Linked DNA regions of Homo sapiens: region 1 is linked to region 2. Evidence: chromatin loops called from intact Hi-C (ENCODE). Cell type or tissue: breast epithelium. All regions are shown on one strand.

Region 1 (8,000 bases), 670 kb after region 2:
GAGGCCCAAGGAGAGATGCTGGTGCAGTGAAGGAACACTAGAATGGCAGTAAACTGGCCTAGGCCTCCACTCTCATTGAAGCTTTATCAGGAAAGGGGATGCAGATGTCCTGTGCACCACAGTTTACCTCCATTTATTTGGCATGTGGATGTCATAAGATAAACAGTCACTGAATGAATTTATCTTTTCATCTATATATTCTATATAAATAGTCAAATAAGGAAGTGGAATGCATCTACTTTTTGAGGGGGAGCAAAGAAACAAGATTGGGAAAAATGAGACTTTCCCAACCCCTGAGACTATTTGGTTTCTGTTTTTTAATTATGTAGCAAGAATAACATTAATCAGTGGGAAAGCAACTAAAACAGTAAAAAGGGCCTTGAAAATGCTCTAAATCCTTCCTATCCAGAGAGAAATAGCTGTTTGAAGGGGTAGTTTATAAGGTGTATAAAGCAAGACCTAATTGAGGCTTGTTTCTAATCATAGCCACACAAGGAACCCAAACCAGTTCAGCTCTTCACTGCCTGGGACAGCCAAGGGACCAAATGTGCAAGGCCCATTTATTATTATTATTTTTAATGCCAGTCTCTATTAATTCTGGCTAATTGGACCTGAAAAGTCTCTTGTGAGTTAACGATTACACAATGTGTAGAGTCCTGCCAATACATTCCCAATATGTGGTATATACTTTTACATGGCTATCTGGGCTGTAATATAGAAAGTAAGATGACTTAAAGTATAACCTGGGGTTAAGAGGATAAAATTAACCAGTATTTCTAACAATTCAGCCTGTCATAGCTCACCTGCTGAGGAATTCATTCTTCCTAATGACAGTCCACAGCCAGAAGAAGAGGGCACAGGACAAGTCAGGAATGAAGAGGGAGAATGATTGTAGAAAGGGAAAAAGATACAAGATCAAAAAGGATGACAAGGGGGCAGGAAAAACATACAACACTTCCAACATGCACTCATTGATGGTGTTAGTTACAATAGCAAATTAACAAGGTATGATGTTCACAGTTTCAGATTAAATCCAAGTTTACAGAGAAAAACTCAAGAAACCTTAAAAAAAATTGATACATGCATAGTCAAAAAAGACTGTTACAAGACAAATAAATCTTTCACACATATTCATCAACCAGAAAATAGGAAGAATAAAAACAGATTATATCTATCAAACAATTCTTTTTCCAAACAGACAATAGCAAATAGTTTTTAAGAGCTCAAGTTTGTAAAATGCCATTCAATTATTTGAAGCACAGTTCATCAAGTTTTATAACACATCGTCTAACATCCTACATCTCTACCACCTAGCCACAGGAAATAACCATCTTACTTATTCAAGCCAATCATTTAAACTATACTTCACTCTCCACTAAGTCTTTCTTAGAAAACAGGCTCCAATGAAATGAATAAGTAGGAGCTTCCTAAATCCTTTCATCCTTTGACTGTAGCCTGACTTATTTATACCTGTCCTTTTTAAAGGAGAATCATGGTTTACACTTAGCTCATATACATCACAATACCCTCTATTCTCTTTATATAGATCCTGAATCTTACAAAACAATGCTTCCACAGCACTCATGTTTCCTGCAGGGTCTGACCTTGCGATTAAAAGCCAAAACAAAGAGGGTCATGCAGCTGCCAGTGAATGAACAGCAGCTGCACCCAGCATTGTGTTTCTTGCAAATGTGCAACAATTTTTCTCTATTGTGTAAAAGAAATAATCATTAGACTAAAAATCCACCACTGCACAGTGTTAAATCTGATCATTTCTTAAACATGACTTGACAATGACCTTTCAATATTTGCTGGAAACAAAAACACCACACAAGGAGGTTGTCATACCTTTCTTGGACTTTCCTGTATTTAACAAAAAACAAAAGGACAAAGATTTCATTCATTCTAAAGCTGACAAAGGAATAGTTCACAAGTTGTTCAAAAGCCAATAACCATTCCAACTTCAGAAGCTGAGTTTCTCAGCTCTCTGTTTTAAACTCTCCTCTCAAAGTTCTTTGCACGACTCACGCTGTCAGTTCTATTAACAGTGCTGATTAAGGCTTATACTTACACCATCATCCTTGATGTATCCATTACGAATAGCAGCAAAAAAAGGTGTATTTAAGTTAATTGTGTAAGTTTAAAAGATGATTAAAGTCTACTAAATGTGAGTTAGTGAAAATATGCCAGGTATAATTTTTTTCAAATCCATAGAATTTTACTTGTATTTGCTATTTTAATAAAGTTAACAAGTGCTAGTCAAACAATTCTAAATGAAATTATGATCCATCCCTCCTGGGTTTTTTGTGAACCACCAGTTTGGGCTGTGTAGAAAATCCTGCCAGTTTTACAGTCTGCTGGGGTTCTAAGAACTATAGACCCTGACTTCTCCTCCTCTGGGTAGGGGAGCCAAAGGCAGCAGGCTGTCTTTTCAGAACACATCTCCTTGGACCAACACGCATATAATGGTTCTTTATTTCCTCAGAAGCTGCCCCATCAGAATTACATGAAACTCTTCAAGAGGAAGAGCACTTCACAGTTACAGCAGAGAAAGACTGAAGTTGCAGTCTTCTGAGCTGCATAAAGGACGTATCAATAAAGAACAAGAGCACTAAAGATAAATCAAAGACAGATTTGATTTTGCAACGGGAACATCAGTAATGTGGCCTAAGGGAATTAGCTCAGTTTTCCTCTATGAAACTGGCATGGGATTCCCATTACTTCAGGGGAAAACAGATTAGAATAACTGAGATCAAACCTTCCCTCGGTTTCACCATATTCTCACAAAATCCTCTTAAATGGTAATGTTAATGGCTCTTGAGTTTTGCTAATCTATTTATTTACTATAAAGTTCTAGTTTTTCTTACTCTTTGAGAAAATACTTTTATTTATTAATTTATTTTTTGAGACAGGGTCTTGCTCTGTTGCCTAGGCTGTAGTGTAGTGGCATGATGGCAGCTCACTACAGCCTTGACTCCCAGGCTCAAGCGATCCTCCTACCTCAGCCTCCTGAGTGGTGGGGACCACAGGTGCATGCCACCATGCCTGGCTAATTTTTAAATTACTTGTAGAGATGGGATCTCACTATGTTGCCCAGGCTGGTCTCAAATTCTTAAGCAATCTTCCCTCCTCAGCCTCCCAAGGTGCTGAGAGTAGAGGCATGAGCCACCACACCTGGCAAGAAAATGCTTTTAACATGGAGTATAGTAATTTGTGATCCCACCCTCTTTCCCAAATGCTTGCTCTTTCAATTAAACACCTGAAGTACATGAAAATGCTTAATGGTCTTTGTTGGTGTTGTGGCCAATCTAAGCTTTGATGTCTTCCGACGGTGGGAAAAATATATTTAAAAAGAAGTCTAATACATGCCTGTAATCCCAGCACTTTGGGAGGCCAAGGTGGGAGATCACTGGAGCCCAGGAGGTCGAGACCATCCTGGGAAACATGACAAAAACCCATCTCTGCCAAAAAATACAAAAATCAGCCAGGTGTGGTAGCACACACCTATAGTTCCAGCTTACTCGAGAGGCTGAGGTGGGAGGATCACTTGAACCCAGGTGGCAGAGTTTGCAGTGAGCTATAATCACACACCACTGCATTCCAGCCTGGACAACAGAGTGAGACCTTGTCTCAAATATTTATATGTAAATATTACAGAAAAATGTTTCAACAGCAAATAGACTTGACCCACAACTTAACAGTGATAAATGAGAGCCAAAATAGATGGATTTATGTTTATTATTTATAAACATCAAAAGAATATGTTTAGCTTATTAAGAAATTATGGCAAAGAAAATAAAATAGTTCAATCAGTTTATTTGATTCAAATATTACCACTGCAAATGTCTCTTACACATTATAAACCTATTATGAATACTATACCCTCTAATTTTTAAATCGCCTTTAGTAATGATTTGAAAACCTCGTTCCAGTGAGAGATATATATATATATATCATATATACATACACAATACACATTATGTGCACATATATATAAATTTATGTATGTATATGTAGCATATATGTATTACATATATGTGCGTGTGTGTGTGTGTGTATATATATATTTTCCCCTGATGGAAAACCAGTGTTATCTCTCAGTACCATTGGCAGAGAGGCCAAAGAGCTAGAATCGAATTCCAGCCTGCTTAGAGGGGAGGATTTGAATCCCATCACTGCATGAATGTATTTGAAGGCCAAATGCCTGCCATCCCCAAAGCATTTCCATTTATATCCTGGGCATACCGCCATTATTTCATTTACCACATTTTATTGAAATCATCTGTTCTGTGTCTTTCTTCCTCAATAGACTATAAACATTTCAAAGGCAAGCTTCCTATCATTCATTTGCATTCTTGGCACCTAGCATCGTGCCTGCTCAAAAGTTAGGGCAATGTAACTTGTTGACTTAAACTATTGTGTTAACACAAGAAATCTAATCCTCTCAACAGGAAGCTTAGCCCTGGAACTACATTACAGTAATTTCTTCTAGCCCCATGAAGACTATCTGAGAATCCCATTATAAATGTAATGTATTACTACAAAAAAAAATGCTGAGAGTCAAAGTCTACCTGAAACATAACAACTATGAAGTATAAAAGCTCAAATCTACATTAAAAGGCCTATAAGAATTCTGTTCTGGGCCACTAATGCTATATTTGCTGTGTCAGCTCAATGATTCTTTAGCACAAGGTTCATTCGACATAGTGGCTCAGACACAACCCAGGTGAGTGATCTTGGTTAAGTGCCCTGGTAATCTCCTTGGATCTCACTGGTCTCTCTTTTCTTTCTATTAATCGAATGGGAAGGTTAGTAATTCTCTAGGGGTCTTTCTGGTTTCAGAGTTCTATCAAATCTATAAAGTACAACGGGAATGTTTAAAATATACCAGCTATATGTATAAATAGGAAAAGTTATATATCCCTCCCGAAAGAGAACACATTAAGAGTAAAATTAGGCCTTTGGTTGATCCCTCCTCTAATCATCCCTACCCCTGTTCTCACTTCCTCCCCCTGAAGAATTCTAATGCTTAACAAAAGGCCATGACACTTGATTTAAAAGGTACGTACCTCTGAGCATCCTCCGAGATTCTGAGTCTTTGGCCATGGCTGCCAGTGAGGGAGGGAGCACACTTCCACAGCTGTTACTCTGTCCTAGGGGCAGATGGGCCTGCGGGAAGCAGGAGGGAGTACTTCAGGCAAGCTGCAGGCTGAATGGACCTTTAGGAAATGGCCACATCCCTGTTTCCAAAGCTCCTATCTAAGTGTACAGGGCAGAGAAGGTAAGTCTTTGCATTTCATTTGTTGATGCTAAGTGGTAAAGGCCAGTTACTGGCCCTCCCGAGAAGTTCCAGGGTAGTCGCAATATCAAAGCACTTCCTCCAACAGCAGCAATTCCAAAAGTGAAGACAGCTGGGGAAGACACTGTCCAAAATCACCTGAAAGAATGGCTGAAAGTTCTTCATGCATAAGGAGCAGAGGGCAGATGCAGGGCCAAGAATGCATGCGCACCATGCAAAAGAACAGGGAAGAGCTACTCTTGTTACAAATGCACCCATTTTTATTTATCCCCTGTTATGCGGTGGGTTGAAACTGAAGAAATCTATTAACACCCTAATGGTTTTAGCATTTTTTAAAAATAGCAAAATCCTTCATGTAGATAAAATGTACTTGAAACACAAATTTATAAAACAGATTAAAACAAAGTTACTCTGATTAAGGGCAGGGGAAGGGCTCAAAAGTCTGTCTCATTCAGAACCTCCTTCACACCTGCCTCTTCTCTTGCCACAATGATCCCCTCAGGCATGTCGGCAGAACCTGAGGGAGAGCTTGGGCGGGCATCAGGTCGCATAGGTTCACATTCCACTCCACTACATACCAGCTGAGGGCTCCTTGGTTAGTCACTTAGCCTTATACACCTCAGTTTATCCATACATACAACTGGAATAATAATCAGTAGTCTACTACCCAGTGCTGCTGGATTTTCAAATGAAGCAATCCACATAAAAGGCTCAACCCAGCGTCAGCTACATGAAAATGTCTGAATAAATATTTGTTGCTGTTATTCCTGGAACACAGAGGCTACATCCTATCTTATCTCCAGATGTGGGATGCAGCCACGGAAGTCCATCATGTAAGTGAATGCCACTCATCGCCTGGGTTGTGCTGGTAGAAAATACCCTGAAGCATGTTCTTTGGCCCCAGAGCATACAGTTTCAGATGTCCTCTGAACAGGTAGAAAATGAGATTTAGTCCTGATGTCTGCCTAACAAGTAAATGTAATGATTTATTATTTAGCACTTTTCTTTAAAGGCCTTTACACATCAGTGAATATAATGACAAGAAGACTCATGGAATGGGAAGCCCGTGGTTTCTCCCAGGTCCTACCTTTGGGGTGATGCTTCTCCCCATAGTAGCACTGCTGAAATGTGGGGAGATGGAAGATGTGGTTTTCTTTCGAGGCAAAGTATCACTCAGATAGAGGCCTTCTTTATGCTGTTTTTTCCTTTCTTCCAGACTTCTAAAGTGCTTTAAATGCAAATGCAAAGCAAAATAGCAAAACTTGACTAACTGTAATAGGTGACTGAAGAAATGAAGAATTATGCACTTACAAAAAAAACTGGAATTTTAACAGAATTTTTCTTAAAGTTATTCAACATATATTGTGTTCACTGATAGATTTGAGCTAGTATTTGATTAGATACTAAACACTGTAGGAATTTATGCTGAACCTAGAAATCTTTAAAAAATTCCACCTTTCACTTCTGTAGTGCCTGCGGCCTTGGGGCCTCAGGACAACTTACAAATTATTATGATGGTCGCCATGTGGATGGCAGAACAGCCAGTGGACAAAGCACGTAAGCACTTTCTCCCCTTCCGGGCAGTTCTGTGTGATGACACAGATACCAGTGAGAAGAGGACAAGAAAGGGGGAAAAGGAGAAAAAGAGAAAAAGCGAGTAAACAGGGAAGTTGTTTGAAAGTTGTAATAATATTTCAGTCACATAAACACACTCCAAATCCACATAAAGTTTCCCTAAAAGGCATCATTCTAGGTTACTTTTTAAAAAGATCTTGGCCAAGGAGCCCCTACAGTAATCTCTCATATTTAAAAATCCTCTAATGGACTATTTAATTTTTTTCAGATTTCTAAAGCAAGATTTTTGTCCACTTGAAACTTACTCAAATTTTTCTTGGCCTCACCCTAGAAATGTCTTTAACAGTAAAACGATTTCCTGTTCAAGTGATGGGTGCACCAAAATCTCAGAAATCACCACTAGAGAACTTATCCACGTAACCAAACCCTACCTGTTCCCCCCAAAACTATGAAAATAAAAAAAGAAAGAAAAAACACAAAAATGAGCTCAAAAAAATTTTTGCTGAAATATATTTGAAACATATAGATAAGAATAGAGGATAATTTAAGAGATATTCATATTCCCACCACTTAGCTTCACAAAATCTTAACATTGCTTTATTTTTTTAAAGAAATAAAACATAAATATATATAGTAAAGTGATTTCTTAATTAAAGATTTTTTAGGTCTGATCATTTTGAAGTCATTTTAAAAGCTCATGCTTTTGAAATGCACAAAAATTAATGCAAATTTGAATTAGCAAATTTATAAACAGTCTTCAAATATGCCAATCATAAAAATCTGCATTTTAACTTTATAATTAACTGTTTATACTAGCTAATCAATTAATTAAGAGCTATGTGCCAGGTATGATGGTTTATATACGTTATCTCATTAAATTATTATAATAATCCTGTGAGGTAGGTACTATTACTATCTCTATATTACAGATGAGAAATCTAGGGGGCAGAGAGGTGAAATAAACTTGGCCAAAGTCATGTAGCTGGACAGCGGCAGAGCTAGAATTCATGGCCAGGTAGTCCATACTAAGATGATAATAATACTTTGCAGTTTGGCTGATTAATGCTCCTTGTAGATAGTAAAATGACATCAGAACACTTCAATCTAGCTCCCACTATGACCAAAT
Region 2 (8,000 bases):
CCATCTGCAGGACAGTAATAGAGTCTGAGGAACTTACATTCTGCCTGGGGAGATGTGACAGTTATATAGTAAATGAAGGAAATGCTTAAATTCCAAGTGGGCGAGGCAGACAAAAAGAACAGTAATTAAAAGGAGGAAGTGATCCCTGCATGCTAGAAAAGACTTTAAGGAGGATAATGCATTGAAAGAAAGAATGAGATTTAGAGAAGGGCGGGGGCAGGTTTCTGAGGTAGAAGGAGTGACTTGGGCAAAGACAGAGGAAGGATTGTGGGTGAATTATTCAGAGGTGACATACCTGTATGTGCTTGGGGGACACATATTTATTTATTAAGAATAAATCAATCTGTAATAAGTTCATGTTATGATCTTATAAAGATATACAGATATATTTACTTTTGCTCAGATCTCACAACGTGATGAGGTTGGCAGGAAAGTTGATTCATTATAACAATGACAATGCTGAGCTTCAGAAGATTAAGTGGATTTATTTAGGCTACAAGCTAGCCAGGAGCTGAACTAGGACCGAAATGACAGCCCCCTGACTTTGACTGCAATTATTCTTTCTCTATGCCTCTCTGCCCAAGATTCCTTTCATTTCCTAATTTAGACTGGGTCTGGCTCTAGGGGGTAAAGAGGTCAGGTAAGGGAGGTATAGGAGGACATTAGCAAAAGAGAGCCCGGGGCCAGAACGTGGAGGGCCGGAAGTTAGAGAATGAGTCCTGCAAAACGAATGTCACCCCACTGGTGGTTAAAGGCATTCTTGGGCAAAGGGTCTGCAGTGAAAATAAACATCAGAGGCACTTATTTATTTAAATGAGATTCCCACTGGGTATCCATGGCCTCATGCCACTGTGTATAGAGCTATGTGGGAGAACCTACCACACAGGGGAGGATAAGGTTCTGTGTGATTACATACTGTCTGATATCCTTAATATACACAAGGGGGAGAAGACTAGAGGAGGGTTGAGGACTCTTAAAATCCTGTCATACCGTGATCTGTCCACAGATTGTAAGGGTCTATGGCAAAGTATGGTATGAATGAAATGGAATCTATGTATGAATTTGAAGTTACAGAAACAGATAATTTTCTGTCATCTAACATCTAAGCAGCTTTGCCCTAGAAACTCCTCTAAATATATTCTAAATATGGCTTATCCTTAATTTAGAATAGGGAGTCCAAAACCATGAACAGTAAGTCCCTTTCTCTTACCTTTGTTTTTACTGTTTTGTGTTTTTACTTAAACATTCATTTTATTTATTTCAGAATAGTGTGGTTTTGAGCACAAAACAGTCAGAAAAAAAGACCTAAAATATACCAACTTAAAATAAAACTTTGGTATCTGCGCTCCCATCAAGATCTGAAGAAATATTTTCAGATGCCATAAAGCTAATTAAAAACAAACCAAGCAACTAAAAATACCATCACCACATCTTTTTATAGCTGCCTTTAATCTTGTTTTAAGGCTAATGTGAATCAATGAATAAATTTGGAGAAATTTTGTTTTTCCCCTTAAAAAATTATGTTCCTAAAACAAGCATTTCCTACCCAGAATGTCCGTATGAGCAGGCATAGAAACACATGAAAAATAAACTAAAGCATGTCTATTTAAAATTAATTATGATCTGAAAAACAAAACAAAACAAAACAAAAACTTCATCCCAGAAAACCTTTGTTAACGTTCCATTCAAAGGCTATTGAACACGTTTAATTTCCTTGAGGGAGAGTATTTTGTCATGCGGGGAGAATTCTTAGAAGGGAAAGCCTGCAGGTAGCAATACAGACATCTCTGACAGAGAAAAATAAACAGCAGGATCAAGCTGAGACCAGATTTATTAACCATTTTTGATAAAATATTTGGAAGAGGTACACAGCCTGGTGATTTGCCCTCTGAAAAATGCCAAGGTAATAGTCATAAATATCGGAAATAGTTTATAAGTTTAGGCGGATAAATAGAAAGTTGGTTGATACATTTGAATGTAGTCAAATGCAAGAAAATTGGCTGATAAATTTGTATTTAGTCAAATGCAAAAAGTTGTTTACAGAAAAATGATTTATAGAGGTTTGCTTCTGAGCTTAGTGATGATGCAACAAAGGGCAAATAGACAGCGTTCATTGCAGACATCAGCCTGGTGATCTATTTGGGATCAAGGATCTCAACAAAGACCTGGTCATCATCACAATAAAATTTCACATCCTCCCACCTCCAAGGTAAGCAGCATTATGCCCACTAGCTTGTGGGATGTGGAACAGAGTTCTAGCTTCAGCTCAAGGATTGAGTAAAATTGGTAAAATTGGAGAAGGCTCAGGGAAGGGCAGCTAAATTAATCAAGAGAGTAGAGAAGCTTTTGTATTAGGTTAGATAAAAATAGTGAGACGTTCTCAGAGAAAAGATTCAAGAGGACCTCTTAAAAGTAGGGTTATCCTTACTGTATCCAAAATAAATTACATTTTCTCAGATTTCTGGTGACTAAAGTATTTCTTTTGATTGCTTTGTCTTTCCTCTTTTTTTTTTCCCCCAGAAGACAGGGGTCATAGGATGAGGATGAAAGACAGAGGGCTAGGTGAAAAATACCAGGTCTGAACCAAAGAGAGGGCTAAACTTAGAGTAAAAAACATCCTGTTGGAAAACTGCAATATCAAAAGACAAACACCACCAACTCTGTGCAGGCTGAATGTGACAGTGAATATATTCTATGTGACAAAACGTAGGCCTAAAAGTCATCATAAAACCTTTCTGCAAGGTTTTCTAATAAGAGTTCTAAATCACAGAATGTTTCGTAGTGCCCAGGGCCTGGCTATGAAACTCTCTTAACCCTGTGAAATGTGAATAATAGTAGTAACCACTGTATTAACCAATATCTAATCAGCCAGTGAGAATAATGAAGATCAAAATTAGGGAAGGAAAATAACATTTATTGAACAATTATTGCATGCCAAGTATTCATGTAATGTTCACAGCAGCCTTGCAAAATAAATATTCCTTTGCAGAGTTCACAAATAAGAAAAGTGAGACATGTGGAGGCTAGTAATGGAGGTAAATAATGGAAGTGAGTAGAAAACTCCAAGCTGTCTTGGAGACAAAAAGAGGCCTTTTCAAATGGCCCTTTTTGGTCCTAATTATGCTAACTGTTCAGCAGAACATTTGTAGCTTAGATGCAGTCACTACCAGCCCTCTCTTCCAAATCATCTCTTTGGGTTTTGCTTCAGTGTGAAACTATCACTATAAATGAGTATTTGTTTGTCTTCACCCACCTCCAGCTGATCACTGCTCCCAAGGCTGAGAACAATATGTATGTGCAACAACGTGATGAATATCTGGAAAGTTTCTGCAAGATGGCTACCAGGAAAATCTCTGTGATCACCATCTTCGGCCCTGTCAACAACAGCACCATGAAAATCGACCACTTTCAGCTAGGTTCTCTTAAACATTTTAATTATATTATTGTTTTTCTCATATCTAAGGTGGGACAAACTTTATGGTAGAGGTACATGGGGGATCCAAAAGAAAATGAAGATGTTCAGAGGGCTCTTTGGTTGTGATAACACAGGTCAGTTTGCCTGCTTATTTAAATAGCCATTCCAGGATGGTTCTCGTTTAAGTTTTAAGCACTGTAAAAAAGAAAAATACGCAAACACTCTATTGTCTGAAAGTCAGTAAGGTGGAAGAAAATGGGAAAAGTAACACAGTGTGGGAGAGAATCAGAGAGGCATTCAGACACTTTTTCTGGGTACTGAGTCTTCTCGCCTGTGAGCAGCCCCGTCTGATCTTCCTGCAGACTCTCCGCTGCAGGTGACTCATCACAGATGGGACTTGCCAGACTCTCGGAAGTACTTGACTCTGGCAAGCCTGAGGAAGGAATTAACCAGAACTGAGAGAAGCTGTTAAGATAAATGAAAAGTCACTGAAAATATGGACTGAACTGCACCCAAGTCCTTTTGGAGAGTAGAAGAATTTGGCTGAATTTAGAGTTTTCGCAATTTTACATATGAATGGTGCATGTGAGACTCATGAGGCGTACAGCCCAGTGTTGGACAGCTGAGATCTAACTCATTGCAGTTCTCCTGGGAACGTTGCAAGATTTACTGTGATTAGTTAAGCCTCATAGTCAGAAGCCCAAAATATGACCCACCCAGTTTATTTCATAATTATTGCATCTCTAGGGCTTTATTTTTTAAAAAGCTTTTTTTCTTATATGCACTTTCTACTGTTTTGTTGTTGTTCATGGTTTAACTACAAAAAAAAAAAACCTTAGAGTAATCCTTTATATTCCATCGTTTGCATATTCTGCATAGTTTCCGTAAAATATATTTCATCTAAAAGCACTTGAAAGAATATAAAATATATTTAGTAATATATAACTAATTATTTGTTAGTCAACATTTAACTTCAATACACATAACATTATCACACAGATTTTTCTGACATACGATCTTGGTGTAATTGAAGACATACTAGTTATATTATGTCACGATAATGTCAACTTGATTTGAATATGGTCTAGCCTTCTAAATCATATTTTTTTTATTGTGGTAAGTACACTTAACGTGAAATCTTCCCTCTTAATACATTTTTAAGTGCACAATACAGTATTGATAACTATAGGTACAATATTGTACGGCAGATCTCTAGAGCTGATTCAGGGTAAAGTATCAGTTATGCATTCTCTACTTTAAATAGCCCACCTTCCTCTGAGGTGGCTACAAAAGAAAAATAAATAGCATCTTTTCCAATGTCCCATCATAAATTATTGTGGATTGATGATTTATTTTTAGACATTTATCCTGCACTGTGTGTATAATTTAGGGGGAGAACAAGCAAAAAAGGAATTTTCTTAACCAAAACAACAATAATGATCATACAAACAAAAGACACAAAATGAATTCTGGAGACAGACAGATTTAAATCCAGGGTCACAATTTACTTGTTGTGTGACCTTGGGCAAGCTACTCCTAAGTCTTAGTTTAGAAGATAATCATATCTATTTCACAGGATTAAATAAGATAGTATACAGAAATGCCAGTCAGGTAATAGGCACTATTATGTGGTCATCCTCTGCATCACCATTTGATCTGGTAGTCATCTGGAAATCAATGAGCTGTCACACTTGTCACTAGAGCACCTATAATGGCAAAATACTTGTTATTGCTTTGTGCTGATTACAGAATGTTGACACAAGAACCCTCACAACAGCTCATCCAGATCAGGCTGCATTATTATTCTTGGTGATAAAACTGAAGCCCAAGAGACTAATACTACAAAGCCACGTATTTATTGGCTAACTAGGATTCAACCATTTGTTTCCTGGATTTTTCAAATAATAGCATGAGGGCAGTGAGCTTAATTACACTCCAGATGTCCAGAAAGGAAGTAAGTATTCAATCCAGCACAAAGACTGGTGCTGGCTAGTGATGAAAGCCCTCACAAACCAGGTGTTCCCAGTGTCAAATGTGTTACCTACCAACACTTTCACAAAGTGTTCTCATTCCTTATTTCAGAGAAGCTTGGAAAAATCATTACATCTTCCACCTCAACTTCTATATGGTCCCATTATAAGCATCTGGTACTGCCTTGGCAAATTTTTAGCATAATCCTACTGTTTTCTAGACATCTGGATTGAATATGAACTGTAGAGGGGCTGTGGGTCTTTTTTTTTTTTTTTTCTGCCTTATTGGAAATCAGGTATTATGATTTGGGCATTTTCCTCACTGAATGGTAGCCGGGACCTGATTTTGGGGTGGGAGATCTTTTATTTTGTTTCTCATCTAATTCCTGGAAGGCCTCTCTTTCCTTGTGTCATGTCCCAGTTTACCCTTATGGGAAAGGCTGTAGCACTGTGAGCCAAGACTGGGAGTCGGCCATGGGATAAAAAGAATTGGCATGAGCCATGGGCTCAGTGAACCAAAAAACTCCAGCCTTGACTGACTTTCAGCTGGAAATCTATCAGATGGCCTTACTTTTCCTTAAAAATAAATCAAGCTCTGCCTACTATTCCAGACTTTTACTGGGCCTTGAAAGCAGGGGCACACATCCAACTACAGTGTGGGCCGTACTCACCAGCTGGTCCATCTTGCTAAAAGTATTTGGACATCACTGATGAACCTACAAACGCCAAGAAACTTACCTTAAGATTTTAGGCTTTCATGTAAATAAAGTTATTTATGCTTGAGCAAATTCCAATGCCTATCTGGTTTTGTCAGCACAGAGTATATTGCATGTGGGGTTTAAAATGGCCTAACACATAAAGGCATTCTTTCTTGTTAGTGATATCTAAAATGTCAGTCTAGGATAGGAATGTTGGGTGTGTATGTTTAGTGAATGGATTACAGACAAATTTTGTCAGATAGGAAAAAGTTGCTGGCTAAAGGCACTTCATTGCAGAATGAAAAAAGAAGTGGGGGGAAATGCACAGCAAGCATGTTTCTTTCTTAGCAATATTTAGAGATGAAAAATATTTTAACATTGGCATTTTATCACCAAATTTTAAGAGCTAGAATACACAGGACATTTAATAGGGCAAGGGAAGTTTTTTGATAACTTCTTTCAAAGAAAGGAGAGTTTGAGGGTAATCAAGAGAGGTAGCAAAGTTCATGGAGGTGGAATATGGCAACAAGGAGAGAGAAAATGTTGATTTCTTACTATCTAATGACTTCATAAGTCAATTTTTAAAATGAGAATGGTACGCCAGGTGCAGTGGCTCATGCTTGTAATCCCAATACTTTGGGAGGCCGACGTAGGCTGATCACTTGAGGCCAGGAGTTTGGGAACAGCCTGGCCAATATGGTGAAATCCCATCTCTACTAAAAATACAAAAATTAGCTGGGCATGGTGGCAGATGCCTGTAATTCCAGCTATTTGGGGGGTTGAGGCAGGAGAATTTCTTGAACCTGGGAGGCAGAGGTTGCAGTGAGCCAAGATTATGCCAGTACACTCTAACCTGGGTGACAAAGTGACACTCTGTCTCAAAATAAATAGATAAATAAATCAATAAATAAACAAAATGAGAATGATAGTATACAAATCAGTCTAAAATACCCTTTCTGTCTGATCCTGTTGAAGAGAATTGTTCTTTCTAGAGAAACCTCAGTCATCAGGATCCACAACAATTCAAAAATGCTGCTTTGCCTCTGGGGCAGTCCTGAAAAATAGACCCTTTTCCCCCAACTTCTCCTTTCATCAGTGGTGACAGTGCCTGGCAGCTGCCTTCTCTAGACCCTGCAACACTGAGCTGGGAGGAGAGGCAGGATGAGTGCTCAGACTTCCACACAGTGGCTGTGTGTCCCCCTCTGCTTTGATAAGTCTTTACTTATCAATCATTCTGTGCCCTAGAGACTAGAGAGCCTGTCTCCTAACCTACTCAGTCTTCTTAGTCCACTGCCCTTGCTGCCTCCAACATCAAGCATATCAGTGTCAAGACCAATCCCTGACATTCCAAGGGGGAAAAGTGCCTGATATGTCAAATGTACAAAACAAGTGTTTGAAGAATGTAGTGGAGGGATTGGCTCTTCCAATTGTAGTCATCAGATAAGGTATTGAAAATATCAGAGAATTTTGAAAAGTAGGTTGATTTAATGGAGGGACCTTGAAAAATGAGTAGGTTTTTTTTCTTTTGATAGAATAATGACTAGATCAAGGTATTTTTGTTTTTGTTTAATTTTTCAAAGAAATACTTTTTTTAAATTTTCAAAGTCAAAGCTATATAAAAAGGTGTACACAGACAAGTCTTGTATCCTTCCTGACCCCTTTACCCTGCTACTCCCTGCACCCACAGGTAATCATTTTTGTTAATTCCTTATTTATTCATTTAGTACTTTTTTAGACAAATACAAATAAATACCTATATATTTTTCTTTTTATACAAAATATAGCATATTATATATATTGTTCCACACCTTGCTTTTTTCACTTAAAATATTTCTAGGAGATCTTTCTTTATGAGTATATAGCAATCTTCCCCATTTCTTATCAAAAAATTGTGAGATTCTCTCATAGTTTAAACAT

Evidence for each region. Peaks named below come from ENCODE experiments on the same cell type or tissue, not always from the same donor. Only the 100,000 strongest peaks of a DNase experiment are listed, where the experiment ranks them.
Region 1: a loop joins it to region 2, with 10 times the contacts of the local background. A loop is called at or near these places in 1 of 110 quality-filtered maps.

What each region holds. Positions count from the first base shown.
Region 1 is chr3:111,951,099-111,959,098 of GRCh38, reverse strand. PHLDB2 (pleckstrin homology like domain family B member 2) reads right to left here. Exons shown (of 18, transcript NM_001134438.2): 11 at 6,387-6,527; 12 at 5,070-5,169. Among named protein-coding and RNA genes, the nearest start is that of ABHD10, 24 kb to the left of the region's middle. RefSeq lists a silencer at 1,323-1,617. In breast epithelium, no CTCF peak of the experiment used is centred here; no DNase peak of the experiment used is centred here.
Region 2 is chr3:112,625,529-112,633,528 of GRCh38, reverse strand. It overlaps CCDC80 (coiled-coil domain containing 80), which reads left to right. Exons shown (of 8, transcript NM_199511.3): 3 at 3,260-3,416. Among named protein-coding and RNA genes, the nearest start is that of CCDC80, 12 kb to the left of the region's middle. In breast epithelium, no CTCF peak of the experiment used is centred here; a DNase peak (open chromatin) is centred at 3,808; H3K4me3 peaks cover 19 bases; H3K27ac peaks cover 1,200 bases.